2 separate regions of the Mus musculus genome follow, and region 2 is linked to region 1. A link is a loop called in an ENCODE intact Hi-C map of the cell type or tissue named here. Cell type or tissue: gastrocnemius. All regions are shown on one strand. Each heading gives the region's core, and the rest is flanking DNA. Links, peaks and the distances in the headings are about the cores only.

Region 1 (15,149 bases), core at 4,279-12,278:
GTTCCCAGCCCAGGGACCCTGCGTCCGGGAGGCGGATCCCTGCTCTGTTGCTCCGCTTTGCGGCCAGTGAGGCCCGCAGCCAGGCACCCCGATGCAGGCCCCGCCTCCAATCTGGCCCCGCCTCCCAGGTTCTGATCCCCACCCTCGCACTGCCACTCCGCCCCACCCCTGGCCCGCCTTCTCCACCCGTTCCCTCTCCAGCTCTGGCAGCTTAACACACCTTTTCTTTTTCTTTTTTTCTTTTTCTTTTTCTCTTTCTTTTTCTTTTTCTTTTTTCTTTCTCTTTCTTTTTCTTTCTTTTTCTTTTTCTTTCTTTTTCTTCTTTTTCTTTTCTTTTCTCTTTTCTTTTCTCTTTTCTTCTCTTCTCTTCTTTTCTTTTCTTTTCTCCTTTTCTTTTTCTTTTTTTCTTTCTTTCTTTCTTTTTTTTTTGTTTTTTCGAGACAGGGTTTCTCTGTATAGCTCTGGCTATCCTGGAACTCACTTTGTAGACCAGGCTGGCCTCGAACTCTGAAATCTGCCTGCCTCTGCCTCCCAAGTGCTGGGATTAAAGGCGTGCACCACCATGCCCAGCCTTTTCTTTTCTTTTCTTTTCTTTTCTCTTCTCTTCTCTTCTCTTCTCTTCTCTTCTCTTCTCTTCTCTCTTCTCTTCTTCTTTTCTTTCCTTTCCTTTCCCTTTCTTTTCTTTTCTCTTTTCTCTTCTCTTCTCTACCCCTCCCCTTTCCCCCTCCCCCTCTCCCTCTCTTCCCCCTCCCCCACTTCCTTCCCCTCTCCCCCTCTCCCTCTCTTCCCCCTCCCTCCCTCCCCTCCCCTCTCCCCCACTCCCTCTCTCCCCCACTCCCTCTCTCCCCCACTCCCCTCTCTTCCCCATTCCCCTCTCTCCCCCCTCCCCTCTTCCCCCTCTCTCCCCCCTCCCCTCTTCCCCCTCTTCCCTCCCCTCTCTCCCCTCCCCCTCTCCTCCCCCTCCCTCCTCTCCCCCTCCCCCTCCGCAGGTGAAGGCAGTGAGGAGAGGAGCAGGGAGCCCAGAATCCTAGCCCTTCAGCCCTCAGGGTTGACACACTCATCATTCCTGTCTCTGCCCCCAGGGCAACACCACCTGTCCACAGTTTAGCTCTCATGGATCCCAGAGGCTGAGGAGACAGGTGCTGACTGGTGGAGATGCCATCCCTCTGGGGTACCCATCATGTTCCCACCTCTGGCTGCCCAGGTATCACCTCTGTGTACCTAAGTTGTCTATGATCCTCTGCCTGCCCAGGCTGCTCCATCTTCTCCTGTGGAGAGTGCCAGGTGCACAGCACTAGGCTGTTTGGCCCAGAATCCTATACTTTCAGCCCCTCCTCTGTCCACTGTTGATTGGCCCCATCAGCACCTCACACAGCTGCCTTACTCCTAGGACTTGGCTCAGGGGTGCAAAAGGCTAGACATCCCTTGCATCAAGTTCAGTTAATCAAATGCATGGCCTCATTGAGGGCCCTGGGGACCCTGATTCAAGGCAAATTCTGATCCTTATGGCTAATGGGAAATGGACACAGATGCTATCATGTCACTTTGCATCTCTTGTCCCCAAAGCTGAGGGGAGGGACAGAGACCAGGAGGGAAGTAGAGCAAAGCCAGACATTGGTGCCACCTGCAGGAACCTAACTGAAGGTATACGCAGGGTTGGCTTCCACATGTCACATTCAGAGAAGATGGAAGGGACTAGAGACTACCATCTCCTGAAATGTAGCTGTGGTGAGGCCGAGGACCTGGGCACCCAGAGCTCCCTCCCAACTGGAGCTGACAAGATGGAGAGGATGTGCAGGACAGAGCCCATGCTTCAGGCGAGCAGAAGGGATGCAAAGCCCCTAAGCAGGCACAAGGAGGGGAAAGCAGGTCTCTGCAAACACACGTGTAGTGAGCCAGTCCTCCTGTGCAAGCAAGGTTGCAGGCCATCTTCTTCCTGGCCACCTGAGGCCTCTTTAGCAGCTCTCCCTGTGTCCCCTTATCCCAGAACCTCTTCCTCCCTTTGCAAAGCTCAAGGGTCACTTTTGTTCCCTACTCTCTCATCCCACATCCTGTCTGTACTTCTGTCTGTCTGGAGGTCTTACCAGCTCATGACCATGACACTACCTTTGCCAGCCATTGTCCTGCTCCTTCCTCTGGCCTGCCCCTCACTAGGAAATCTGTTATGATCTCACCTCAGAATTTCTCATAGACTGTCTTCACCCCAGAGCAAAGACCTTATCCATAGGTGAGCCCAAGCTTGCCCAACCCCTCCTGGGACCTCTGTTCACTGCTCCCATTCTGAGTGGTCACACTGCCTGCTTGCTCTTCCCATGTTCCAGGCACACTTCCGTCTCAGAGCCTCCCGTCCCAGAGCCTCCCGTCCTGCGGTTCCCTCCCTGCTCTCCTCACCCCCCCCTGCCACCCCCAGATATCTTGACCTATCCCTTCACTTCTGTCTGTCTGTCCTCTGCCTCACCGTTTCTTTGTTAGAAGGCTCTTTCCTTGGACTACAGCAGTGGTTCTCAACCTTCCTAATGCTGAGACCCTTTAACACAGTTCCTCATGTTGTGGCGACCCCCAACCATCAAATTATTTTTCTTGCTACTTCATAACTGTAATCTTGCTACTGTCATGAATCATAATTTACAAGTGTGCTTTCCGTTGGCCTTAGGCTATCCCTATGAAAGGGTCATTTGACAACCCTAAGGTGTCTCAGTCCACAGGTTGAGAGATGTCCCGGTGGGTTAAGGTATTTACCATGAAAGCTTGACAACTTGAGTTTGATCTCTAGAACTCATGCAGAGGTGGAAGGAGAGAACCAACTCCACAAAGTTACCCTTTGACTTCTGACCTCTGTAAGCACACGGGACCATGTGCCCTTCCCACAACATGCACATAGTAATAAACATTTTTTTCATTGAAAAAAAAGAGAGTTCTTTACTTCTTTGTGTATGTGTGTTTGTATGTACGTGGACACACACATGCATGTAGAAGCCAGAGGTCAATGTCAAATGCTTTCCTTGGAAGTTTGCCATGTTTTATGAGACATGATCTCTCAGTGAATATAGAGCTCATCAACATAGCTTGTTAGCCAGCAAGTCGCAGGGTCCCTTGTTTCAGCCTGTCCCCCAAAGCTGGGGTCCACTTCATGGACTGGGCCATCTCCCTAGCCCTCCTCTTCTTTCTTTCTTTTTTTTTTTTAAGATTTATTTATTTATTATATGTGTGTACACTGTAGCTGTCTTCAGACACTCCAGAAGAGGGCATCAGATTTTTGTTATGGATGGTTGTGAGCCACCATGTGGTTGCTGGGATTTGAACTCAGGACCTTTGGAAGAGCAGTCAGTGCTCTTAACCACTGAGCCATCTCACCAGCCCCCCTCCTTTTCTTTTAAAGATTGTCCACTCTCCTTCTGTTCCTTCCTCTTCTACTGACCTTTGAACCCCAACATCTGACACATCCAAACTCCCTTTAGAACGCCATCTTACTAGAGCAAGACCTGGCTTACCTCAGGGCTCATCCACTTCCTGGAACAAAGTAGATGCTTAGTAAATGGCTGGTGAAGGAAAATAAAAAGCCAACAGGTAGAGTTCTCCGGGAAAGGGACTGCCTTCCCAATCAGGCTCCTCTGTCCGATGAAACATTGAACTGCCTTCCTTTTTCTCTTCCCAAGAATGGCCTCATGGTGAGGCTGCTTCCCCGTGGCAGGCCTGTTTCTGGGTAAGACCAAAGCTGAAGGCTACTGACCACTCCTATGGGGGACAGCAGGAAAATCCATAGACCAAAGCATTGAGGGTGGGTAGGGAAGGGATGGGTAAGGCCTGGAAACCTTGTGGATGATTTAGCTCACCACAAAGAGATGTGGATGGGTGGGGGGCAGGTGGGAGAAAAGTTGGCCTCAAACATCTGGCAGGCTGTGAGAACAAGGCTGGGTCCTCTGCTGGGAGAACGGCCTAACGTCTTGCCTTCTTGGGTTCTAGGTCTTCCTCTATCCAGGGACAGGTTCTGTGGCTCCCTCACACTGGACTTGTTCAAGGGGAGACAGAAATTTTTCTCCTTTGCTGGTGTGAGTCAGAATCAAGGCAGAGGGAGAAGCAGAGGGTAGGGAGTGGAGAGAAGCTGAAGGGACTTCTTAGGCCAGGCTGTAGAAGGGGTCCGCACAGGTCCGCAATACAGGTCTGGGCCATACTCCAAGCCATGGCTCTTACAGGCTTGCTTTCTTCTACTGTGCCAGTTCTACATGCACTCTGGGAGAGTCAGCTGAGCATCTCTGCCCAGGAGGCCTTTCCAGGCTCCTGTGCCATGCATCACCCAGTTTGTCACTTGCAGCTTTCGACACACCCTGCAGTGTAGGACTCTACAAGTCCTGCTCCACTGGCCCAGCCTGTGAGTATCTGGCCAGGCTTCTCCACTACCTTTCACGCCCAACCAGGCCAGGCCTCCTGGGCCAGCCAGAGATCGGGTGTGAGCTGATGATGTTGGAGGAGGCTTCCTGAGGACAGCAGGACCAAGCTGGACCAGACCTGGAGAGCTTTCTTGGAGAAGATGCTGTACTGGAGGACAGAGAGAGGATGGAGCCAGAGCGGCAGTTAGGTGGAAGAGCCCCCCTCCCCCCCAGGAATCTTCCATGGACTTGCACATGACTGCCTGGCTTTGGTGCTAAAGCCCAGCTTGGCTCTGGCTTTGCCACCTGAACAGTTTATTTGGATCAGTTTTCGATCTAGAACACTGTCAAACAAACCTTAGTAGAAAATTCTATTTAAAAAACACAAGCCCCGTGGGTGGCAAGACCCTGGCCTCACACGTACTGATATTTCTATTTTTACACCCAAACATGCTTTCAGCCCCCAGAGCCCGATTTGGAACTTGAAAGCAGCCTGTTCTATTCTGGGACCCACTTCCGGCCTTGGTGGTATGATGGAGGCGGTGTTTGTACACACAGGCTGCTCTGCCCTCTGCCCTCCCCACCTCCCCACCTCCCGTCTCTTCCTGCCCTCTTTCATCCACATAACCACCAGGACAAGAATGGAGTCTGCGAGGAGAAGACCACAGGTTCGGGCAGGGAAGCTGTGGACTTCAACAGTAATGTGGTCCCCCATTATCTCTGAAGGTTCCACCAATCACCCAAGCCTGTGTCAGGAGGGGTGGCCAGCCTTTCTCCAGTCAACACTGGACACTGAGACATGGGGTGAAAAGTGGCCCATGTGACAATAAAAAAGTTCTCCCAAACCATAGGTGGGAAGAAAAAGGGAAATAGGTAAGCCCCGCCCAGGAGACTTGAGGACTGGCCCCTAGACGGGCCCCAGGCCCTGCCATGGTAGATCTGCCTAGGAGAAGTGAGTGTGGGGCCCACCCACAAAGTTCCAGAGACACATGCCCCTCCAGGCCTGGCACTGGGTCCAGATGGGCACCACCCAATTTTCAGCATAGCCTGACCATTACCTCTCCCTTCTATCTTAGACCTTGGTCCTCATTCCCACCCACGAGAACCCCAAACCATGCTGGCCAGACCCAAGACTCCCAGATGCTACAAAACCTTGGGACTTAGTGCTGACCCCTCAACACCTTGATCCCTACTGTGCCCATTCCTTGAAAGCTACACTGGAGCCCTCCTATGCCCCAGACAGGCCCCAGACACATAGGAGGCCAGACAGGCTTTACCCAGAAAATCCCTGTTGGTCTCACACACACACACCCAACCTCCCTCCACAGAGGTAGGACTGGAAAAGTAACAGCTGTGACAAGTAGCCAGACTCATGCTCTACCCAGAAATGTTCCTGCAAAGGACCCCCTGCCCCAGGCTGGGGCTTTCCTGTCACAAAAGAAAGCTTTCACACAAGCCTGGAAGGCCAGCAGGAGAGTGAGAAGGGCTCACTAAAGGTGAGGCTGAACCTGCCCTATCCTGTGGTAGTAAGTACCCAGGTGAGAGGCAGGCAGCATGGCGTCCCTCTTCCAGCTTGCATAGGCTGAGAATAGATTTTCCTTATTTACCATCTTAAGAAATGGTGCTGTAACTCCGGGACCCCCTCTGCAGACCCACACAGATGATTGAGCCTAAGGCACAGGTTCAGACCAAGCTCCATCATTTCAGCCAAGCCTGACCGTGAATGCCTGTAATCACCATACTTGGGATGCTGGGGCAGGAGGATTGCTGGTCTGGGCTACACAGTGACTTTTAGAACGGCCTGAGCCACAGTTTGAGAAATCCCATAGCTGGCAAGGCTCACAGAACATAGGAGTTGCCCTCCTTCGCCTTCTCCAGGGGCCGCAGTTCAACTCTGCCCATTTTTTTCTGTTTGTTTCACTTCCCTAACCCTAAAGGACACTCTTATTGCTACTTCCTAGCCCATAGCATCAGCACTCGCCTTAGATAGCTATGCTTGAAGCTCCAGATGCAGAGCCTTCACGTACAGCCTCCCGGCAGCTAGCTAGCTTCCTCTCCTCGGCTTGGTTGTCCTGGAACTACTGAATGCTTTCATTTTTTATTTGTTTACCTTTATTAAATAAATAATTTAAATCCCACCTAATGCCCAGATCTCCGAGATAGCCTTCCACTACACCAGACACACCATCAGACTACAACAGACTTCTAAGTGTGGCCCTGCAGCCCCCTTCACCAGTGTCTTACCACTGTCTTTGCGTCCCTGGAATCCCTTACAGTGAGATTCCCAAACTTCCTTTCTCGGTTTCCCCTTCTTTTTGGAGAAGCACACCCTCAAGTGGCTCCTGAGAAGGGAACATGTTTCCTGAGGACTCCCCCTGCTCTTTTTTTTTTTTTTTTTTTTTTTTTTTTTTTTTGAGACAGGGTTTCTCTGTGTAGCCCTGGCTGTCCTGGAACTCACTCTGTAGACCAGGCTGGCCTTGAACTCAGAAATCTGCCTGCCTCTGCCTCCCAAGTGCATGAGCCACCACTGCCCAGCTGATTTCCTCAATCTTATCTTCCAGTTCTTCTATTGAGTTTCTATACTCATGTACATGTATACATATGTATTTTTCTAGGATCATGTATATATACATTTCAAGATATATGTATATACATATACATATTGAACTTCTATGATCATGTGTGTATGCTTGCTCTATGTGTGTGTATTATATATATATATATATATATATATATATATATATATATATATAATCAGACAGACAGAGATGAGACGGAGCGGGGGGATCTCATGTAACCCAGTATATTCAGTATTGAGGACTGAATCTAGACCTCCATAGGTAACCATTCTGCCAGCTGAGCTATATCTGAAACTTCCACAATCATATTTTTAATTTTTTAATTTTCTTTATTTCTTTCTTTCTTTCTTTTCTTTTTTTTGGTTTTCGAGATAGGGGTTCTCTGTGTAGCCCCCGCTGTCCTGGAACTCACTTTTTAGACCAATCTGGCCTCGAACTCAGAAATCCGCCTGCCTCTGCCTCCCAAGTGCTGGGATTAAAGGTGTGCGCCACTACTGCCTGGCTCATATTTTTAATTTTCTAGAGTTCTTTATATTTTCTAAATATTCTATCTTCTCAGCACCCAGTTCTATTTTTTTTTCATGAATATATACACATTTTTCTCTTTGCTTCTTGAGGGTACTGGTCACATGTTCTAAGCCAGCTGTAGTGGCACACACTTGGAGTCCTAGCTAATCGGAAGGCCAAGGTAAAAGGGCTGCTCATCTATGTGTCCAAGGTCTAGGGAAGAGACACCCCTAGCCAGCCACCCAGGCTCAATCAGATGTTGTGCAAGCCTACTAGAGTAGGTGGGGTTGGTGCCTGAAGTTCTAGTCCCCAAGCCTTTGTGGCCACACTGCCCCCTTGTGGACACTTCCATGGCAGGACCCTCGTACCTGTGAAGGCCTCATGTGTCTGGGAATGTTACAGCAGTGTGCGTGGGTGACAACCTCACTGGCCACAGACTCACATATGAGCCTTTCCCCTTCAGAGGGAGGCCTCTGCTTTCTTACACAGCTTCCTTTTGGGCTCAACTGGCCCTTGAGGTCACAGGGCAGGGCTGAAGACCCAGCATTCAAAATAAAGCAGGAAAGAACTAGGAAAAGTTGCAGATTCCAAAGGGACCTGTGTGAGAGTCAGAGGAAGAGGCCTTTGAGGAATCAGTCTGACAAATTAAGCCAGAGTTAGGTCAGCGGCCTGTCCACTTGCTCCACAGGATCACTGGAAACTCGCGGCCCATCGAAACTCAGAATGAGAGTCCGAGACTCTGGGATCTCCAGTCTTCTCCATCCAACTCTTGGGTATCCCTGGGGACCCTCCCTTGCTCATTGTATCCCTTTCTTGGGAACCCAAGTACCGAGCTCCTCTTCATTCTTTACATTGCAATAGATAGCGCCCCCTCCCCCCAAACACACTTGCTACTTAGCACAGGCTGGTCTCAAACGATCCTCCTGCCTCAGCATCTTAGAATTTTGGGATCATAAGTCTGTGCAGTGACTCATCTAATCACCCTTTAAGTTGGGATACTCCACTCCCTTTCCTGGCCCCCACATATTTCCCCCCATCTTTTCCTTATTATATGTTATTTTTCTTGTTGTTGATGCAAAATGCCTAAAATAAATAAATAACCAACTTAAGGGAGGAAGGGTTTGTTTAGGCTCCTGGTTTGAGGGGACACAGTCACTCAGAAGGAGAAAGTATGGCAGCTGGAGCAGGAGTCAAGGGAAGTGAACAGTGGTACTCAGTTCACTTTCTCCTTCTTGTTCAGCCTGGAGCTCAGCACATGCAAAGTGCTGCCTCCACTTAGGATGGGTCTTTCCTCAATTAATCCTCCCTGGAAACCTCATGGCCATGCCCCCAGGTGTGTTCCAATTAATGACAATTATTAACTAATGTGCTTAAATAAAGTTTCCCTACCTCTTGGACTGGGCATCTGCCTCCACTGTTAGAATATTCATCTATGACTCTCTAGGACCCAGGCCCTGTATTCAGCTGAAGGCACATGTATGCCAGGAACTTCCTGTGTTAACTTGCAGAATCTTAACCATGTCATAGATGGTCAGTGTCCTTAGAGGTCTGGAATCTCTCATCTACAATTCTAAAGTCCCCAAAAAGCTCAGAAACCCAAAGTGTTTTTCTTAGAGCTGGTACAATGGCTGACTTGAATCTTGTCTTACTTAATTTGACTGGCATTCCCTCTGTATTTCCAGAAACTGACTTGTTTTGTGGGGCTTAGAGATGCCCCAGTGGGAGTGCTACACTCTATGTCAATTGTTCTGATACGATAAGAGAAAGGATTTCAAGTGTAGCTGGGGATGGTAGCTCTAACTATAATCCCAGAACTTAGAAGCCTGAGGCAGAAGAACTACTCTGAGTTTAAGGCTAGCCTGGTTTACAAAATGAGTTCCAGTTTGGTCTACAGAGTGATACCCAGCATCAAAAAGTAAAGAACAAGATCCAAGCATGGTAGCATACACTGTTAATCCTAGCACTTGGGAGACAGAGACAGGCAGATCTCCATAAGTTCCAGACCAGCCTGATCTACATAGAGAATTCCAGGCTAGCCAGGGTTACAAAGTGAAGAGACTGAAAAATAAAGAACAAACCAAAAAGATCTTCAAGGGGGCTGCAGAGATAGCCCAGTGGTGTACAAGCAGATAGCCTGAGGACTGGGAGATAGCCCAGTGACATTCGAGCAGATAGCCTGAGAATCTGATTTTGGACTCATAGCACCCATGTGAAACTAAGCATGACTACACACATCTATGACCCTAGCACGGGTCCTGGGGTTGGGGATGGAGACAGGTGGATCCCTGGAACTTGCTAGCCAACCAGTATAGCCAATCCATGAGCTCTGGGTTTAGTGAGAGACCCTGTCTCAAAAAAAAATAAGGCTAAGAGAAACAGTGGAAGACACTCGACATTAACTTTTGATCTCTACACACATACACCCACACGTGCATGCTATATATACATACACACATATCACACACATATCGCACACTCACACATACATGTATAGTATATATGCTCATATACATATCATGCACACATGCATGTTACACACACACACACACACACATTTTAAAAAAGACTCCCAAGTGTTAGCAGCTTGAAGCAATATCACGTCTTTGTTACTTTGTCAGGAGCCTGGAGTACATGGTTATAGAGGTCAAGTACTCCCTGTTGTGCAGAGCTTGCCCATATGCACAGGTACTGGAAACAGGACTCCTTTTGTTGTTGATTTGGTTTTTCAAGACAGGGTTTCTCTGTTAGCCCTAGCTGTTTTGGAACTCAATCTGTAGACGAGGCTGGCCTCAAACTCACAGAGATCCATCCACCTGCCTCTGCCTCCAGAGTGCTGGGGATTAAAAGCACGTGCTACCACTGCCTTCCAAGAGTAGACCTTTTTAGAGGATGGTTATCTCAATTATGTGCAACTACATAAAATCAAAGCTTTTGAACTCCAAACACATGTGGCCCAGAAGCATTTGAATAAATGTCTTTGTTGTTTGATTCATATTTTGCACTTCACAACCAGGCTCAAAAGCACTTGAGTGGTCTACTAGGCTACACACAGGAATAGTAGTGAAGAGTTAAAGCCACATATCAGCTCTGGGCCAGGGTTCTTCTGTGTGATATCCACTCCCACACCCACTTCCCCTTCATCCCACAACTGCCTCAGTCAATCAAGATGACCCTGCATGACCATAGCAATGACTGTGCTGGACAATCATTTAATCATGGAAGTTTGGATGAGAACAGCTCCCATAGACTCATGTTTGGATACTTGGTCCCCAGTTGGTGACTCATGTAAGGTTAGAAAGGATTTCAAAGTATGGCCTGTTGGAAGAGCTGTGCCATTATGGGCAGAGAGATTCTGAGGTTTCAGCTTGCCCTCTGCTTCCTGATTTGTAATCAAGATGTGAGCTATCAGCTTTAAACATCTGACCCTTTATCCCAAGTAATGCTTCTTCTATACGCTGCCTTGGTCCTGGCATTTTGTCACACTAATAGAAAAGAAATACGCACTCATTCTCTAGTTCCACAACACCCCTACCAGGTAGGGAAGGAAGCAACTGTGACCCATCTTTTCTGAGCAGAAGTTTTGGGCTGGAAGGGCTAAGAAGGAACTGAACATAAGTGAGCCAGGTCTGTGACTCCCAGTATCCATCCCATACATTCTTGGCGAGGTCTGGCTTTGCTTATAGTTTTATACTTGCAAGTGAGTGTGTTCCTGCAGGCTCAACCAGAGCTTGCCTGTGAGCAGACAGGGTATTGAGAGTAGAAGACTGAGCAGAAAAGGAGACACACATCCTCACATAGGGAGGGGACCTCCATGAGATCTTAGCAATGAGCCATTGAAAGATTCTCACGGAGGAGAGACTTCCCAGTGGAAAAACAGTGTTCATATGGAAACTGTGGGAAGGAAAGGGTGGGCACCCTCTTGTCTTCTGCTAGAACAGCTTCTAGCGCTAAGGCCATCCTAACGCGAATTTAGGGGCATGCTGGGGTTTGGTGGCTGGCTCTGGGCTCCATCATGTACTCTGGATGGGAACACCTTTCTGGGTCAGTGTCCCTCTATGAAGAAACGCATGTCAAGTCCCGGAAGAGGAAGGAGCCCAGCCAATGAAACCTGACCACACTCTACGTCCCATGTTTGAAGTCCTTTGATTTATTTGCTTTTCTTCAGCTGCTGTACCAGAGGATACCTAACCCCAAACCCTGGTCGCAGATGGGGTCTGACTCCAGGAAAATTCCTCAGACGCAGGGAATAGAGCAGACAGCACCTAGAATGGAGCTGGTGTGTCAAGAGAAAGTGAGATCATAGAGTAGGAGGGACCAGCTGTGGGAGGGGACGGAGTCAGACTCCCGGCAGTGGGAGAGGCGGAGCCAGCTGTAGGCGGGGCGGAGTCAGACTCCGGGCCATGGACGAGGCGGAGCCAGCTGTGGGCGGGGGCGGATTAGGCTCTGGGAGTGGGCGGGGCGGGAAACGTTCCGGGAAGGCTGGTTTTCGCTCCCCCTGTGTGGAGAAGTTGGAGACGCCCAAGTCCCCACGGAAGGCCTACAGCCATGTCGTCTGGGGACCCAAGGTCTGGTAGACAGGACGGGGCCCCGCGTGCGGCCGCAGCGCTCTGTGGCCTGTACCACGAGGCCGGCCAGCAACTACAGCGCCTGAAGGATCAGCTGGCCGCGCGTGACGCCCTCATCGCGAGCCTCCGCACCCGCCTCGCGGCTCTGGAAGGGCACACGGCGCCGTCACTCGTGGACGCACTTCTGGATCAGGTGGAGCGCTTCCGTGAGCAGCTGCGACGACAGGAGGAAGGCGCTTCGGAGACCCAGCTGCGGCAGGTGCGGGGCGGGCGGGAGCTGCTGCGCAAGGCGGCCTGGGGAACTTGTTGGAGCGAGTGACGTGGAGTCCAGAGATGCGCGAGGTCTTGAGGGTCGCGAGGATATGAAGCTCGAGGTGCGGGTCTGAAGAGCTCGAGGTCTGAGCATAGTGGTTTAGGGGTGCGCTGGGGTTTGAAAGGAGCTGGGTTATGAGGGATACGAGATCCTGAGACTAGTGGGTCCTGAGGTTTCAGGGTCTGAAGGGCGTGGGGATCAGAGGCGCAGGTAATCCTGTTGGATTAGGGTCTGAAGGTAAGAGTCTGGGTAGTTCAGGGTATTGAGCAGTTCGGGATTCATTCGTAGGCTCAGGGGATATGCCAGAGGTGAGCAGGAGTCTCTGGGGCTCGGGGTTCTGGTGAGCAACAGGGTGGTAGGGGTGTGACTGTTTGAGGAGTACCAAGTCCTGACGTCCTGCTGAGGTTATGAGCACTTCTGAGGGACTTGTAATAGAGGTTAATTTGGGACAGACCCCCTGGGTCTCTCGACTTTGAGGGGTACTGCTGTGGGAAACTTACTCATGAAGTTTTGTGGGGGACAGGGTTCTGCGGAATGTGAGGGATCCTGGAGTGCAGGGATCTTGTGGGGCATAATGTTCTGAGGTAGCCTCGAACACGTGGTTCTGTTGGTAGTAAGCTTCTCCAATATGTACTCATATTATTAGTAATATTATTATATTAGTCCCAAAGGGGTGTGTAGCTGTTTTAATCACTGCCTTATTTGCGTTAAAGAGATACCATGACTAAGGCAACTCTTATAAAAGAAAGTATTTAATTGAGGGCTGGCTTACAGTTTCAGAGGGTCAGTCCATTATCATCATGGTGGGGAGTATGGTAGCTTGCAGGCAAGCTTGGTGCTGGAGAAGTAGCTGAGAGCTACATCCTGATCCACTGGCAGAGAGACGTCCACTAGGCCTGGTGCGGGCTTTTGAAACCTCAAAGCCCATCCCTAGTGACACAGTTCCTCCAACAAGGCCACATGTCCTATTCCTTCTCAAATTGTGCTACTATCTGATGATGAAAAAATGCAAATATATGAACCTGTGGGGGCATTCTCATTCAAGCAACAACAGTGGGGGCACCAGGCTTGACTAAGATGGAATTCTGAGGAGGGGTGGTGTTCAGGGTTCTGTGGGACAGACACTAGAGGCTCTAAAGGACATGAGCGAAGCATGGGGCCAAAAGGGTCTCAAGGATATCCTGACAGGCATTGCCCTTTGAGGACTGTGTTCAGGTTCCAGTGTGTGTGTGTTGGGTATGAGGAGGCAGTATAGGTCTTGGTTCTTGGGTTCTGTGTTAGGGAGGTCTTCTGTGGAATGTGGGGTTCTGAATCTTGAGGAGGGTGCCAGGGGCCTGAGAGATGCATAGGGCTCCTAAGGATGGTGCTCTGAGAAAGAAGACCCATGGTTTTGGTTGGTGGCATTTTAGTATTATGTGGGAAGAAGTGACAGGTGCCAGTCTGATAATATGTGAATTCTTATTTGGCTCTCCTTGTCATTTGGTATCATTTGGTTCCTGTGAGATATCATAAGCACACAAAACTGAAATGAGTAATAATACTTTACTGGAGCAATTATTTCTAAACCTGACAACCTTGTCCGGCATTTGGAGGGATGCTGGCATTTTATTCCATTTGGTCCATAGCTGTCTTGATTTTCCCAGGAAAGAAAATAAGAGAGGAGATTACCTGATAAAAGATAATGCTTGTTTTCAAGATAACCACTGCAGCTAGATTTCTTTCTTTCTTTTTTTTTCCTTTCTTTTTTTCCTTCCCATCTCCACCCTTTTTGTACTGGGGATTGAAGCTAGAGCCTAGGCAGGTGCTCCACCATTGAGCTACATGCATCTCCGGTTCTCTTCCTCCTCCTCCTCCTCCTCCTCCTCCTCCTCCTCCTCCTCCTCCTCTTCCTCCTCCTCCTCCTCCTCCTCCTCCTCCTCCTCCTCCTTCTTCCTCCTCCTCTTCCCCCTCTTCCTCTTCTTTTTCTTCTTTTTGTTTGTTTGTTTGTTTGTTTGTTTTTGATACAGGGTTTCTCTGTATAGCCCTGGCTGTCCTGGAACTCACTTTGTAGACCAGGCTGGCCTCGAACTCAGAAATCTGCCTGCCTCTGCCTCCCGAGTGCTGGGATTAAAGGCGTGCACCACCACGCCCGGCTTCTTCTTCCTTTTTAAGATTTATTTATTTATTATATGTAAGTACACTGTAGCTGTCTTCAGGCACACCAGAAGAGGGCGTCAGATCTCATTACAGATGGTTGTGAGCCACCATGTGGTTGCTGGGATTTGAACTCAGGACCTTCAGAAGAGCATTCAGTGCTCTAAACTGCTGAGCCATCTCTCCAGCCCCTCCAGTTCTCTTTTTGCTTTTTACTTTGAGATCTGGTCTCACTAAGTTACCCAAATGGATGTTGAACTCACTGTGAATCTCAGGCAGGCATTGAATTTGGATTCTCCCTGCCTCAGTCTTTCAGGTAGATGGTATTACAGGCTTTTGCTACCAGACCTAGCCATAACAAAATTCTAGAGGGGGAAAAAAGAAAGCATTTTTTTTTCTGATGGTAAACTTCAGAATATCTGAAAAATAAAGGAAGGAATAAAATAATCTCACATGCTTTTTACATGCCTCTACCTGCGTTTCCTTTGCAAAGACACAGATCCTTGGCATTGCTGGGTTCACACTTCTGTTGTCATGGTTTTCTATCTGTATCATTTAAAGTACCAAGAGCAATAGGAGTCTCCCCACTCCAAGTCTCCCTCTTTCTGGAAGGAGGGTTGTAAAATATCAGAACAGAAGGGAAAGCAGAGGCCGCCTGGTCTGTGCCACTAATTTAGTGTTGTAA
Region 2 (15,149 bases), core at 3,276-11,275, 56 kb before region 1:
CTACCCACCCACTCCCATTTCTTGGACCTGACATTCCCCTGTACTGGGGCATATAAAGTTTACAATACCAAGGGGCCTCTCTTCCCTGTGATGGCCGACTAGGCCATCTTCTGCTTCATATGCAGCTAGAGATATGAGCTCGGGGCGGGGGGGGGGGGGTACTGGTTAGTTCATATTGTTGTTCCACCTATAGGGTTGCAGACCCCTTCAGCTCCTTGGGTGCTTTCTCTAGCTTCTCCATTGGGGGCCCTGTGTTCCACCTTATAGATGACTGTGAGCATCCACTTTTGTATTTGCCAGGCACTGGCATAGCCTCATATGAGACAGCTATAACAGGGTCCTTTCAGGAAAATCTTTCTGGCATATGCAATAGTGTCTGGGTTTGGTGGCTGATTATGGGATGGATCCCCGGGTGGGGTATTCTCTGGATAGTCCATCCTTTCATCTTAGCTGCAAACTTTGTCTCTATAACTCCTTTCATGGGTATTTTGTTCCCTATTCTAAGGAGGAATGAAATATCCACCCATTGGTCTTCCCTCTTCTTGATTTTCTTATGTTTTGCAAATTGTATCTTGGGTGTTCTATGTTTCTGGGCTAATATCGACTTATCAGTGAGTGCATATCTAATGACTTCTTTTGTGATTGGGTTACCTCACTCAGGATGATATCCTCCAGATACATCCATTTGTCCAAGAATTTCATAAATCCATTGTTTTTAATAGCTGAGTAGTACTCCATTGTGTAAATGTACCACATTTTCTGTATCCATTCTTCTGTTGAGAGACATCTGGGTTCTCTCCAGCTTCTGGCTATTATAAATAAGGCTGCTATGAACAGAGTGGAACATGTGTCCTTCTTACCAGTTGGAACTTCTGGGTATCTGCCCAGGATGCTTTTTGTATTTTAAGGTAAACTGATTCTGTCTGAATCAACACATATAGCACCAAGATCCCACAAGATTCTCACTTCAACTCAACCCCTAAATGAACAACACCCAAAGGTGTGGCTTTGAAAACAACAATGGGTAAGTCAACTGGAGATAAGCCATTTATCTGTAAAGGAACACATTTGAGTGAACTCTAATTCACCCTAGCTTGTTTATATTTCAAAAATCTGTCAGCCGGGTGTGGTGGCACACGCCTTTGATCCCAGCAGAAGCAGGCGGATTTCTGGCCAGTCTGGTGAGTTCCAGGACAGCCAGAGATATACAGAGAAACCCTGTCTCAAAAAACCAAAAAAAAAAAAAAAATTTTTAAAAAGATATAGATAGATAGATATCTGTCATCACTGATACAGAAAAGAATTCTATTGCTGTTGGGGGAGGAAAAAGAATATGATCAAAAATAGTGTATAAAAATTAAATAAAATATTTTTAAGAATCAATTTAATTTTTTTAAAAAAGATTTATTTATGAGTACATTGTAGCTGTCTTCAGACACACCAGAAGAGGGCATCAGATCCCATTACAGATGGTTGTAAGCTACCATGTGGTTGCTGGGAATTGAACTCAGGACCTCTAGAAGAGTAGTCAGTGCTCTTAACTGCTGAGTCATCCCTCCAGCCCCAATTTAAATCCTTTTAAAAATTCCATTACCACACCAATTGGGATTTTAAAATGTGTTGGATCCGTCTAGTGTTTAGGCCCTGGAGTCAGACCGCCTGAGTTCGGATCCCAGTTCACTGATGTTTTAATTACTTTTCTATAGTTGTGATCAAACAGCAGACCAAGGCAATGTATACACGAAAGCATCTAACTGGGCTTATGATTTTAGAGGGTTAGAGTCCATTATGGTAGAGCAAAGGCATGGCAGCAAAAACAGCGAGAGAGCTCACATCTCCAGCAGGTAGAAAGGAGGAGCACAGTGGGACTGGGGGAGGCTTCTGAAACCTCAAGCCTGCCCCCAGTGACACCTCCTCCAACAGGGCCATATCTCCTATTCCTCCCCAGACAAACACCAACTGAGAACCCCGAGTTTGTTCAAATATAAAACCTACTAAGGCCACTCTCATTGAAACCACAACCTACTAGTTATATAACCTTAGGCCCATCTCTGCAGGCCTGCATTTCTTCATCTGCAAAATAAGCAGTGTTACTATGTGACCTGAATAAGTAATGTAAGTGTCAAAGAGGGAGATACAAGAGTCTCTAGAAGTCATGTGAAAGAAAGCCAGGCTCAGTGGTACTGATCTGTAACTACAGCACTGAGTGGAGGCAAAGGCAACATTCATCATGTGACCACTGGCAGGCTAGGCTAGCCAAAACCAGCTAACTAGCCAAAAACCAGTTAAATTCTAGATGCAATGAGAACCATCTCAGGAAAAAAAATTAGGGGGGGGGGGGTTGAGCAATAAAGGAACACTACTATCACTGAAAGCATACACACAAATACAGGTGCGCACGCACACACATAAACATGTTATCTCGTCTCTTTCCTTGCACTGTATCAGAAAAGTGTTTATGCTTAGTAGCATTTCCCCATTTCCCCTTCTAGTTAACAACTTCAAGGCATTCGCCTTACAGATGGACTCATCACTACCATACTGATGGCTGTTTGTTTCCAGGATTTTACTGTTATCCATCGTGCTCCAGCAGATCGATCACGCCTTTAACCCCAGCACTCAGAAGGCAGAAGCAGGAGAATCTCTAATTTAGAGATCAACCAGGCTACACAGTGAGACCAAACCTAAACACAACACACAACACAGCGCTCCCATTAACCTTTTATTCCTTGTTTTTTGTTTTGGGGGTGCTGGGGTGGGGGGCGTGGAGGTGGGGTTGAGACAGGGTTTCTGTGTGTATCCCTGCTGTTCTAGAACTCCCTCTGAAGAACAGGGTGGCCTCGAACTCAAAGATCTGCCTGCCTCTGCCTTTCTGAGTCCTGCCGCCACTCAGTATCCCTGTCCTTTTTTTCCTGCTGTGTCTGTGTAAGGGGGTTGGATTCCCTAAAACTGGAGTTACAAACAGCTGTAACTCCAGTGAGCTGCCATGTAGGTGCTGGGAAGTGAACCTGGAGCAGCCAGTGCACAGCTGAGCCATCTCTCCAGTCCCCTCGGGATGATGTTTTTAAAGATGACTTTTGTTTTTTAGATAATCTGACTATGTAGCACTGCCTGGCCTTGAACTTACTGTGTAGACAAGGCTAGCTCCAAGAGATCTGCTTGCCTCTGTCCCAAGTGTGAAGATGAAACACATGTGCCACCACACCTGGTCTAAGATGTGTGTGTGTGTGTGTGCGTGTGTAAAATGTGTACAAGTGCCTAAGGAGGCCAAAAACAATGTAGTAACTCCTGGTACTGGATTTAATGTGAATTGTCCAGACTAATTTTATGTCAGCTTGACATAGGCTGGAGTCATTTGGGAAAAGGAAGCACAGTTGAGACAATGCCCCACCAGAGGAGCCCGTGGACAGGCCCGGTGCGTTTTCGTGGCAGAAGACTGGTGTGGAGCACTTTGCACCAGTGCTTACCTCTAGGTTCCTGCCTTGCCTGAGTTCCTGCCCTGATTTCTTCCTACGGACTGTGGAGGTGTAAGCAAAATGAACCCTTTCTTCCCTCTCCTGCTCATGGTCACGGTGTTTTATCATGGCATTACAAACTCTAAGACATCCAGTGAAGGTGATGGGTGATAGGACCTGATGCTAGATCCTCTGCAAGGACAGAAAGTGCTTTCCTTAACCACTGAGCCACCTCTACAGCTCCAGGATCCTTTTTAAAAACACAAGATGGCTGGCCTATAGACTCTAGTCCTATATTCAAGATGTAGTTTTTTCCCTGCTAAGCAGCACAGATTCTTATAAAGCCAGACCTGAACATGCCCAACACTTCTAAGCTCCAAGTATCAGTAACAATGTTTTTTTTCCTTTACACATGAGGGGAACAAGTTATCAATACATTCCAGGTTACTCATATCAACTGGTTTAAACTGTACTTCTGAAAAAATAAAGATCAAACAAACTGAACTAGACCGTTTCCTTTTACTTTCCACATGATTCCTAATTGTGGAAGGTCAGACCAAACATTAACTATTAAACAGTTCTGTTAAAGTTTAAAATCATGTTAAATTCCTATTTTAAGAAACATGATTCGGACAAACTAAAAAGGCATTGGAATATTTAATCTGCTAAGTAACCACATCTTATGTAAGATTCAATTACTATTGTGTCTGTTAGTTTGAATATCACACAGTCCAGGCTGGCCTCAAACTCAATATATAGTGAAGGATGACCTGATCCTCCCAGATACTTGGATTACAAACCTGTGCCACCACACCCAGCTTATATGGTGCCAAAGATTGAACCTAGAGTCTTATGCATGCTAGGCAAGAACTCTATTAATTGAAGTGCCACTCCAGCCCTGTTGGCTTGGTTTTTGCCCTTAGTAAGTTTTAGTTCTAACAATGACTAAAGCAGTGTCCGATAGAATCACTTTGTCTATGTAGTTTATTCAACATTAATATGCATATGCAGGACAAACTTAATTCCTTTTTGGGAATTTTTTTTTTTTTTTTTGGTTTTGGTTTTTCTAGACAGGGTTTCTCTGTATAGCCCTGGCTGTCCTGGAACTCACTTTGTAGACCAGGCTGGCCTCGAACTCAGAAATCCGCCTGCCTCTGCCTCCCAAGTGCTGGGACTAAAGGCATGCGCCACCACACCCGGCTTTAAATTTTTTTTTCTTTTTTGGAATTTCTAATCTTTCTAGATGTCTAGAAGTACATAATGTATATTAAAAGTAGAATTAACACACTTTATAGAAATCCAGCTAGCAATTGTTGAAACTGAATGCATAAATAATGACTTGTTTAATGCTTATCTCTCAAACGTGAATGTGTGTATATGGAAGAGTTTATTCAACACGGGAGAGAGGAAGGAAAAAAGAGAAATCAATACAAACAGCCTCATGCAGTAAAAATACCTGGGCACTTGTCTTAGTTAGGGTTTTTAGTGCTGTAATAAAACACAAACTCAACCTGGGGAGGAAAGGGTTTGCTTCACCTTACAGCTTCTAGTCCATCATCCAGAGGAAGTTAGGGCAGGAACTCTGCAGGAAAAGAGCTGACTGCTGCAGAGGCCATGGAGGAGGGCTGCTTACTGGCCTGCTCTAATGGCTTGCTCAGCCTGCTCTCCTGTAGCACCCAGACCACCTGCCCAGCAAGGGCACCACCTACACATTGAGCTCCCACGTCAATCATCTATCAAAAACCGTGCACAACAGACTTGCCCCCTAGCCAATCTGGTAGGGACATTTTCTCAGGTGAGGTTCCTTCTCAAATTACTCTCGCCTGTGTCAAGTTAACTTTAAACCCTAGCCAGCACAGTATTGTCTGAAGCATTTCAGTATTTAATGTCCTGACTCAACATGATTACATGAAATGAATGGTGTGTGTGTGTGTGTGTAGCAAAGCAACAAAAACAATAGTATCAGATAATACCAAGAGTTAAGTGAAAACCTGAATGGTTTATGTAAAACAGATCTTAGAAAGGACACTATCCCAGTTTGCAGAATGATTAGAATTCCTAGTCGCTTCATTTGCTGACTCTCACTAACCTACACACACATGAGTAAACTAACCACACCGACCTGCACCTCTGCGAAACCACATCTAAACCCTGAAAAGCTGTTCTGAAGGTCAACACCATTCATACTTCCTCAAAAAACAACTTTACTATCAGGGTGTGGTGTCAACCTCAAGGTAATCCTAGAACTAGGGGCAGAGGCAGAAATTTTCAGTTCCAGACCATTCTGGGCTGCGAATTGACGAAGCATAGCAAAGTTTTAGAATTAAAATGTGATCCCTACGTCACTGGCTTTAATTAAAGACTGCGATTTTTAGAATCCCACCCGCATAAAACTCACCTCCGACCTGCAACCTCCTTCCTCTCTGGAGCCTGTTGAGTCCACCCACGACTCCCAGCTTGCTTGCAAAGGAGACATAGCGGATCCCTTAGCAATCTAGTTCCTATCCCGACTGAGATTTCAACCCACTTTTGACAAACACACAATCTCTCTGAAATTCTTGAGCAGTTATGCATAGACAGATTTTAGCTTTGTTCTTGGTCTTTGGGAGTTTAACAACGTTAGGCCTAAAATCATGGTCAAAACAACAGCAGTTTCAGGTGAACCAAAATATTTATTTTTAAGATGGGTGTGCATAAAACAAACACAACTCATCTACCAAATACCTTGAACCAGGAACTGAATTATAAAAACGAAGTGTTTTTAGGAAGAGGTCTGAACGATAAAACAGAGAGGAAAGGCAAGCCCCATCTCCAGGAAGTTCCACGACCACCTCATTACTACCATCCGTGGACAGAGCTGGCTTTTTTCTCTTGGGGCAGAAGGTGTCAGTTTTTAAAAGAGCCGACAAGCGGAACCCAGATGCACCTTTCCACAATCTCTGCAGTGACCAGCATTTGGAGCCACCATTAGCACAATGCTGACCCGGGAGGACCCCGAGGCCCACCAGGAAGCTCAGAGCCGAGCAAGCCGCTTCCACAGAGAACCCCGCGTCCGTCCGGGCCATCCTGGGAAGCGACGATGCAGTGTCCTCGCCCCCGCACTCGGAGGCAAGCACCTAGACCCCGGGCACCCCGCGCCGCAGCGACCTAGCCGCGCCCTCCTCAGCGCACCAGAGGCGCCCCAGAGGCCCCGGGCCCTGCCCAGCCCTGCCCTGCCCGCCCAGCACCGCCGCCCCTGCCCTACGCCCGCTGGGGGCCCCGGAGACCTCGCCGCGCTCCCGGGCCTCACCTCCGCGGAGAATCGGGGAGAGAGCACGGCTTCCCGGGTCCGAGTGCGGCCGCCGCCTCGCCTGCGGCTCGCGCTGGGCTCCGCCCCCTGGCTGCCGCGCACCCCCCGCCGCCTGCAGCAGCCCTCGTCCTCTCCCGCCCTCAACCCTCACCCCTCTACTCGCCCCCGCCGCCAAGCTGGGTGCGGCCTGCGGCGCTGCGGCCCAACAATGCACAGCCCCATTGGTCTGAACGCCCTACCGCCGTCCAGCACTACTCTCTGTTATTGGTCAATCTTAAGCAAGGGGCAGGCCCGGAGAAGGGCGGGGCCCTGGGAGGCGGAGAGAAGGGTAGACTCCGGCCTCCGGCTGAAGGCGGTGTCACAGTGGGATTAGGGGTCGCTTTGGCTGCGTCCGGGACGGCGGGCTGGTGCACCTGCTCACAGGAACGCTAGTTCTCCCACTGAGACGGTCAGACCCACAAACTGACTGCGAACGGACACGGTCTAGGTGCGCTTCAGGCGAGAAGATCAGTAGGCAGTTTGGGAGACTGGGCTGTCAATCAGGGTGGAGTCAGGACTGAGATGTCTGTGTGTGCTCTGATAAAGCTCCACAGACAGGAAGGGCCCGCCGGATGACAGTGGATTAACAAACACCGAGGCCTCTTCAGAGGCAGGGAATGAGGCTAGGTGAGGCCTTGGCAGAACCAGTCCACCTGGCAGCGACCTGGTAAACTAACCTAAGGATCAAGTCCCTACTGTCTCTCCTGTCAACTGAATCCTAAAAGACCCAAAGGAAACAAAGGGGTCCCGCTCCTGGTTCCCTTCAAACCATTAAAGGTTGAAGCCTCGAGCCTGGCTCAAGTGACAGAAGTGTGTATCCAAGCCTCTCCTCAGCCAGGCGTGGTGGCGCACGCCTTTAATCCCAGCACTTGGGAGGCAGAGGCAGGTGGATTCTGAGTTCGAGGCCAGCCTGGTCTACAAAGTGAGTTCCAGGACAGTCAGGGCTACATACACGGAGAAACCCTGTCTCAAAAAACAAAAACAAACCGATCCTCACAGCAAGAGCTCTGAGTTTGACCCCATAAGGGTCAGAGAGGTTGTGGATTCCAGTCAGTACCCTCTGTCCTAGGAACATTTGCCCTACATGTTGACTGTTCTCAGATGACTTTTCTGACATCCTCCAGCACCCAGCAACAAGTCTAATGCCAGTGAAAGTTTGCTGAAGAGAGAGAGTTTTCGATAATCAACTGTCATTCTCCATGATCCATCTGTTTTCTGCACTGGCCAGATAGGAGAGTTAAACGGAGATGTGGTGGGAACCACCACCCCTGCATCTTTCAAGTCCTTGATAGTGGCAGTAATTTCTGCAATTCCTCCAGGAATACGATACTGTTTTTGATTCACTATTTTCTTTGGCAGAGGCAACTCTAAAGGCTTCCATTTGGCCTTTCCAACCATAATAGCCCTCACTCTACAGTTCAGGGAACCAATATGAGAATTCTGCCAATTTCTGAGTATATCTATCCCAATTATACATTCTGGAACTGGGGAAATCACCACAGGATGTGTCCGGGGACCTATTGGACCTACTGTGAGTCGGACATCAGTCAAAACTCCATTAATCACCTGCCCTCCATAAGCCCCTACTTTAACTGGAGAGAGGGTTGAGTGATTAAAAATGAAATATATAGAGATATAAAAGTTTAGAAATGTTGCCTATAAGTCCAGCTACAAGAGATCCAACACACTCCTCTGTACTCTGTGGGCACCTGCTCTCAAATAAGATATAAAAATGAAATCAGACATGTACAGATGAAAAAAATCCACAGTGTGACAAAACACTGAATGGGGTTAGGAGACAATTTGTCCTCAAAAGAAGTGATTTCTTAACTTGAAGACACAGGGCAAATGCACAGCATAAAGAAACTGGGCAAGATTGAACAGCATACGAAGGAGATGTAGGACTTCATAGGGGGTGAAAGGGCAGAAATATTTGAAAATTTAAAGTCAAAAATTCAAGGAACTCAAGTAGGGGAGATGGCTCAGGAGGTAAGGGCACTTGTTGCTCAAGCATGAGGACCTTAGTTTCAGGCCCCAGCACTCGTAAAAAGCAGGGCATGGCCATGCACCCCTGTAACCCGGCTATTAAGGGTGGAGATGGGGATTACTGGGGCCTGCTGGCTGCCACACTAGCTCTAGGTTCAGTGAGACACCCTGTCTCAAGGGACTAAAGGCAAAGACTGATAAAGAAAAACACCTGATGGCCTGGCCTCTGCACATGTGTACACATATACCCAACATACATATATCACATTCATACATATACACAAAAGGAAAAAGGAACCCGGTTAAGTCACTTCTAAATGCTACTGAGCCCTGAAGTGGGTTCAACCAGAACCAGAGATACTGCCCCCAGACCCCATGCTCCTCACTACTGTAATCCACTGTCTCCTAGTCCATGTGTGCTACATATAAGGATTCTGCATGTCACAACCATGTGTATTCACCAGAGAACGCTGCTTGGACATAGGTTTAAGTCAATACAAAGTCTTTAATGGCTGGCTGGCGACTACACTGGGTGCTTGGGATCTCATGTAGCACTGAGCCTTTTTTAGGGTCCTTTTAAGATGGATTGACATACTTCAGTGAACAAGAACAGTCAGCCAGAAGCAGAACCACAGAAGCCAAAAGGCAAGGTGAGTTAGTACATTCGGAGACTTTCCCAGGCCTACAGACTCTCCCTCGTATCTCTGGGTCTTTGTTTTAGCAGGTGGTGCCATCTACTCGATGAGTTTTAAAGGCTGAACAAGACTTCCATCATGGAGTCAGTTGTGTTAAGGTCTGGGACCCTGTTACAACAGTGACAGCTGAGGAAAAAGCTTGGTTTGTTGGTGTGAGCTGAAAGGAGTCTAGCACTGCTGTGTGCCCACTTGGCAGGCAGTTCCACTGGAACATAATGGCGAGATATTATCCCAGAGGCAACTTGGCCATTGCCACTGTGTGGAAAGGAATGTGGGTTGGACTCAGGGGCTGTAAATGGCTCAGCTAACTGATCAGGAGCCTGAAAGTGGCTGTCTAGAAGCTAGAAGATGGATTGGTCTGAGGGAGGGGCATATGGATGGACTTATGGGAGTTGACAAAAAGGATGAAGATCTTTGGTTTGTGTGTTTCTTTGTTTGTAGACAGGGTTTCGCTATGTAGCTCTGGCTGTCCTGGAACTCACTATGTACACCACACTGGCCTTTGAACTCAGAAAGATCTGCCTGCCTTTGCCTCCCAAATACTGGGATTAAAGGCGTGTGCTACTATACCCGACCAGACCAGATAAAGATCTGTGCATTAAACCTGGACCACTGTGTGTATAGCTGGAACCCTTGAAGGTCAGAAGGCAGCACTGGATCCCCTAGAACTAGAGTTACACATAGTTGTGAGCCACCATATGGGTTTTGGGAACTGGGCCTGGGTCCTTTACAAGTGAAACAAGTGCTTGTAACCTCTGAGCCCAAGATTTGCTTTGTATTATTTTTATTTATGTGTTATGTATTTGTATCCATTTATGTACCATGTTTATACTGGTGCCAGTGGAAGCCAGAAGAGACTGTCTGATCATCTAGAGCTGAAGTTAAGGTAGTTATTAGCCACCCAATGTGGGTGCTGGGAAAAGAACTTAGATCCTACAGAAGCACAGCAAGAGTTCCTAACTGCTGAGCCACCTCTCCAGCCCTGGGAGCACTCCTTTTAACAGAAGCTGACCCATGTATTAATGCTACCAGATTTCCATCCTGTAAGCATCAAAAGCTGTAACTGAACCCTTTGGCAAACCAACCAAACCTTGGGGACAAGGTGATTACACTGGAGTCTTTCTTCCTAGAAGGCAAAGCTAACAAGGATTACTACATATTTGGGTGTGTGTTTGCTTTTTCTTCCTTCCGTACTTTAGCAAGTACTATAATTCAAAAATTTACAAAATGGAAGCTAGAGAGATTCCTCGGCAGTTTAGAGAGCATAGTGTCCTTGCAGATGACCAAATGTGATTCCTTGAACCCATGTCAGACAGTTTAGAACAGTCCATGAGTTTAGAATTGTTGCCTATAAGTCCAGCTACATGAGATCCAACACACTCCTCTGTACTCCGTGGGCACCTGCACTCAAATGTGCACAGACCCACATGCAGATACACATGTATACACATACTTTAAAAATAAAATAATTCTTAGGCCAGGCAGTGGTGGCGCACGCCTTTAATCCCAGCACTTGGGAGGCAGAGGCAGGCGAATTTCTGAGTTCAAGGCCAGCCTGGTCTACAGAGTGAGTTCCAGGACAGCCAAGGTTACACAGAGAAACCCTGTGTCAAATAATAATAATTCTTGCTGGGTATGGTGGCACATACCTTCAATCCCAGTACTCTGGGAGCAGAGGTAGGCAAGATCTCTATAAGTTTGAAACTGGCCTTGTCTATATAGAGGCCAGCCAAAGTTACACATTGAGACTCTATCTGAAAGAAAGAAAGAAAGAAAGAAAGAAAGAAAGAAAGAAAGAAAGAAAGAAAGAAAGAAAGAGAGAGAGAGAGAAAGAAAGAGAGGAAGAAAGAGAAAGGGAAGGAAGGAAGGAAGGAAGGAAGGAGGGAGAGAAAACAAAAGAGAAAGAAAAAAGAAAAGGAATAAACTTAAAAATTAAAATCTTTGAAATAACTTTCAAAGTGTCTGATTTGCTGAAATGGAACCATGATAGACCTGCCTAGTATCAAGGGTTTTTTTATGCAAAGGTATTGTGGCAATAGGCACATGACACTCACTGTTCCTGCCACATACTGCCCTATCCAGAAGTCATTTCACTGGTGTAATAGAATAACTGCATCAAGATTCAGATGCAGCACAGACCTGGAGACAAAATGTGTTTGTCCAGTAAGTAGTGCACTTTGGACCAAACACCGTTTTATGAGGTTCTCTCTCGGAAGTTGTAATTCCCAGTGGCCCACTTGGGAAATTCTGCTCCATTAAGTTTTCTTAGGTCTAGAGGTCCTGATTACCGAAGAGGTCATGTCTACTAAGGGACCTAGCAAAGTTGAAGCTGACTGCTACCTAATCACTTAGAACCCATTTAAGTAAATTAGTAATCACTGAAAATAGTAACCAGTTTGGCTGGAATAACTGTGTAGCCTAGCAATTCTGGAACTCACTCTGTAGACCAGACTGGCCTCAAACCCAGAGATCTACCTGCCTCTACCTCCTGCGTGTTGGGAATAAAGGCTTGCACCATACACCTGGCTGGTGTTTTTGTTTTTGGTTTTTTTTGGTTTTTGTTTTGTTTTGTTTTTTTGGTTTTTCGAGACAGAGTTTCTTTGTATAGCCCTGGTTGTCCTGGAACTCACTTTGTAGACCAGGCTGGCCTCAAGACAGGGTTTCTCTGTGTAGCCCTGGCTGTCCTGGAACTCACTTTGTAGACCAGGCTGCCTCAAGACAGGGTTTCTCTGTGTAGCCCTGGCTGTCCTGGAACTCACTTTGTAGACCAGGCTGGCCTCGAACTCAGAAATATGCCTGCCTCTGCCTCCCGAGTGCTGGGATTAAAGGCATATGCCACCATGCCTGGCTCAGCCCCTCATTCTTGTAAATAGGAGTAACAGCTATGCAATACATACAATGTATACTAGAAGCAATGTCTGCCACAAGAACATTCCCCAACCCCAGCACTAAGTATTAAACACGAGCTTCACCCACGCTAAGCAAGTGCTCCTCCACTACAGTGCTACAGCCCCAGCCCATAGACAACTGGGGGAAGACAGACAGCCCTTGCTACCCCCATGGGAATTAACTATAAGCAGGCAAGTTGAGCAACTTGCCCAAGAAAGGCAGAGGAATGAATTAATTAGAAGAAACCAAGTGCCACTACAAAAAAAGGCATGTAGAATGGGTAGGGAAGAGAGAGAGATTGGATATTACTTATGGCTACAGGAGGACTTGAGTTCAAATCTCCAGAACCCATGGAAAGGAGGACACAGCAGCATGCAACTGTAATCCCAGTGTTCCTGCAGCAAGACTGGAAGCAGAGAAAGGAAAATCTCCTGAAGGTCACAGTCCAATGTATGCAGCAGCAAACAAGAGACCTTGCCTCAGGTTAGAGAGATGGCTTAGCAGTTAAGAGCATTTGTTGCTATTGCAGGAGAGTCTGGGTCAATTCCCAGGCACACAGATCCCAGAGGATCTCACAACCTCTTTTGGTCAGACAAAAAAGGCTATACACATAAAATAAATCAAAAAAGACCAAGTCAGAGACAGAGGCCGTGAAAGGAGGCAAGGACCAACACCCAAGATTGACCACTGACTTCACACATGCACACATACAGATCACTCTCTCTCTCTCTCTCTCTCTCTCTCTCTCTCTCTCTCTCTCTCTCTCACACACACACACACACACACACACACACACACGGATATGTCATAAAGGATGTGAACTAAGGTCCAGTGAGGACTTTGTGATCTCTAGGAAGAAGAAAAGAGTATTAACTCTAAAATTAGATAAGAAACATTCTAACTAGGAAAAGAGGGAAGGAAATAGAATGACTTTTTAAAAGTTGCTCAAGGGGCTGGTAAGAGTACTGACTGCTCTTCCGAAGGTCCTGAGTTCAAATCCCAGCAACCACATGGTAGCTCACAAACATCTGTAGTAAGATATGATGCCCTCTTCTGGTGTGTCTGAAGACAGCTACGGTGTACTTACATATAATAATAAATAAAATCTTTAAAAAAAAAAAAGTTGCTCAATCTGGAGGCTGGAGAGATGGCTCAGCAGTTAAGAACACTGACTGCTCTTCCAGAGGACCTGAGTTCAATTCCTAGCAACCACATGGTAGTTCATAGCCATCCGTAATGGGATCCGATGCCTTCTTCTGGTGTGTCTGAAGACAGCTCACATAAATAAATAAATAAATAAATAAATAAATAAATAAATAAATAAATAAATAAATAAAAAAAATAGCCTTTTTAAAAAATTGCTCACGCTGGGCATGGTAGCACATGACTTTAATCCCAGCACTCAGGGGGCAGAGGCAGGTGGATTCCTGAGTTTGAGGCCATCCTGGTCTACAGAGTGAGTTCCAGGACAGTCAGGGCTATACAGAGAAACCCTGTCTCGAAAAACAAAACAAAACATAACAAAAAAATTTCTCAGTTTAAAAGAATAGAAAAAGAGCAGCTGGGGTTTGGTGGTGCACCCCCACCCCTGTAATCCCAGTACTTGTGAGGCACAGGGAAGAGAAACACCAACAAGGTCAGGGCTCGCTTTGTCTACACAGTAAGTCAGAGGCCAGCCTAGGTTATATAGCAACACCCTGTCTCTAAAACTAAAAACATTGGCTAGAGAGGTACCTCAATGGTAAGAGTATGGCTGTTCTTCCAGAGGACCCACATTTGATTTCAGCAGCTACATGGTGGCTCACAACCATTTAAATCTAGTTCTAGGGGATCCAGTGCAGTTTGGGCTCTGTGAGCAGTAGGCACACATACAGTGGATACACATACATGCAGGCAAAACATTCACACACAGTAAAATAAATGAAGCCCCCAGACTGGCAAAAATAAAATCTCTGGCAGCCCCAAGCACTGGCAAGGGAACAGAGCCAAGGGGTTCTCTCAACTGCATTCTTAAGCAGCATTCTGGGAAAGCAGCAAAAGACCCTAGAGAACTGATGCATCATGGGTAAGATGGCTGCTGGCAGCACTATCTGTAATTGTCCCCAAATGGAAACTATCAGACATCCATGTACAGTGAGCTGGATCTGTCAGCAGCGATGCAGTCACACAATGGAACTGTTTCAACAACGGACTTGAACAAAGTTAGCTATGTGTGGCAATACGAACAAATCTGATACTGAGCCAACGGAGTGGGATGCCAAAGATTGCATCTGCATGATTCTGTTGCTACAAAACACAAAAACAGGAAAGTGCTGGGATGGGTGAAGATTACAAGACCATGAGATTCACCAAAGCCAGGGCTGAGGAGGGGAGGGTTGGGAGGGGAGGACTGGGAGGGGAGGCTGTGATAAGAAGCGTCTGTGGGTTAGGTACTGCTCCTCCTCCATCGTAGACACCCTTTGCAGCTTGCCACACTGCACATTTATATTTACATTTCTGTGTGTTTTATTTCACAGGAAATGAAGAAGAAAAGGAGTTGCCTGAGCTCAGAGTAGCTCAGGACATGGGAGGGAAACAGCTCTTGGGCAGTCCAGCTGTCAAGAGGCTGGGTGCCTGTGTAGAAGGGTAGATGAGTCAGAGGTCTGCCCTGCCTCTCCAGTCTCTCTGCCGCTACCCCTTCTCTAAGAAAAGGAGGTTTCCTTAAGGACTCCATAGCCAGGTAGTCTTAACCAGATGGAGGAAACAGAAGATGCAGGTAGATGCTTGCAGGATGTATCCAAGGGGTGCAGTGAGGTT

The links. A loop is a pair of places that touch in the nucleus more often than their neighbours do. Peaks named below come from ENCODE experiments on the same cell type or tissue, not always from the same donor. Only the 100,000 strongest peaks of a DNase experiment are listed, where the experiment ranks them.
Region 2: it touches region 1 in a loop (2.5-fold over the local background); 8 of 42 quality-filtered maps call a loop at or near these places.

The regions. Positions count from the first base shown.
Region 1 is chr5:34,510,747-34,525,895 of GRCm38, reverse strand. It overlaps Tnip2 (TNFAIP3 interacting protein 2), which reads left to right and starts at 11,917. Exons shown (of 6, transcript NM_139064.2): 1 at 11,917-12,277. The coding sequence starts at 11,999. It also overlaps a transcript of Sh3bp2 not described here. In gastrocnemius, for the core only: a CTCF peak has its summit at 7,796 (motif pointing left); DNase peaks (open chromatin) are centred at 7,782 and 11,853; H3K4me3 peaks cover 1,065 bases; H3K27ac peaks cover 1,156 bases.
Region 2 is chr5:34,565,509-34,580,657 of GRCm38, reverse strand. It overlaps Add1 (adducin 1 (alpha)), which reads right to left and starts at 6,994. Exons shown (of 16, transcript NM_001331082.1): 1 at 6,745-6,994. It overlaps Mir7036b (microRNA 7036b), which reads right to left and starts at 6,507; the gene lies at 6,445-6,507. In gastrocnemius, for the core only: a CTCF peak has its summit at 6,827; a DNase peak (open chromatin) is centred at 6,957; H3K4me3 peaks cover 3,007 bases; H3K27ac peaks cover 2,729 bases.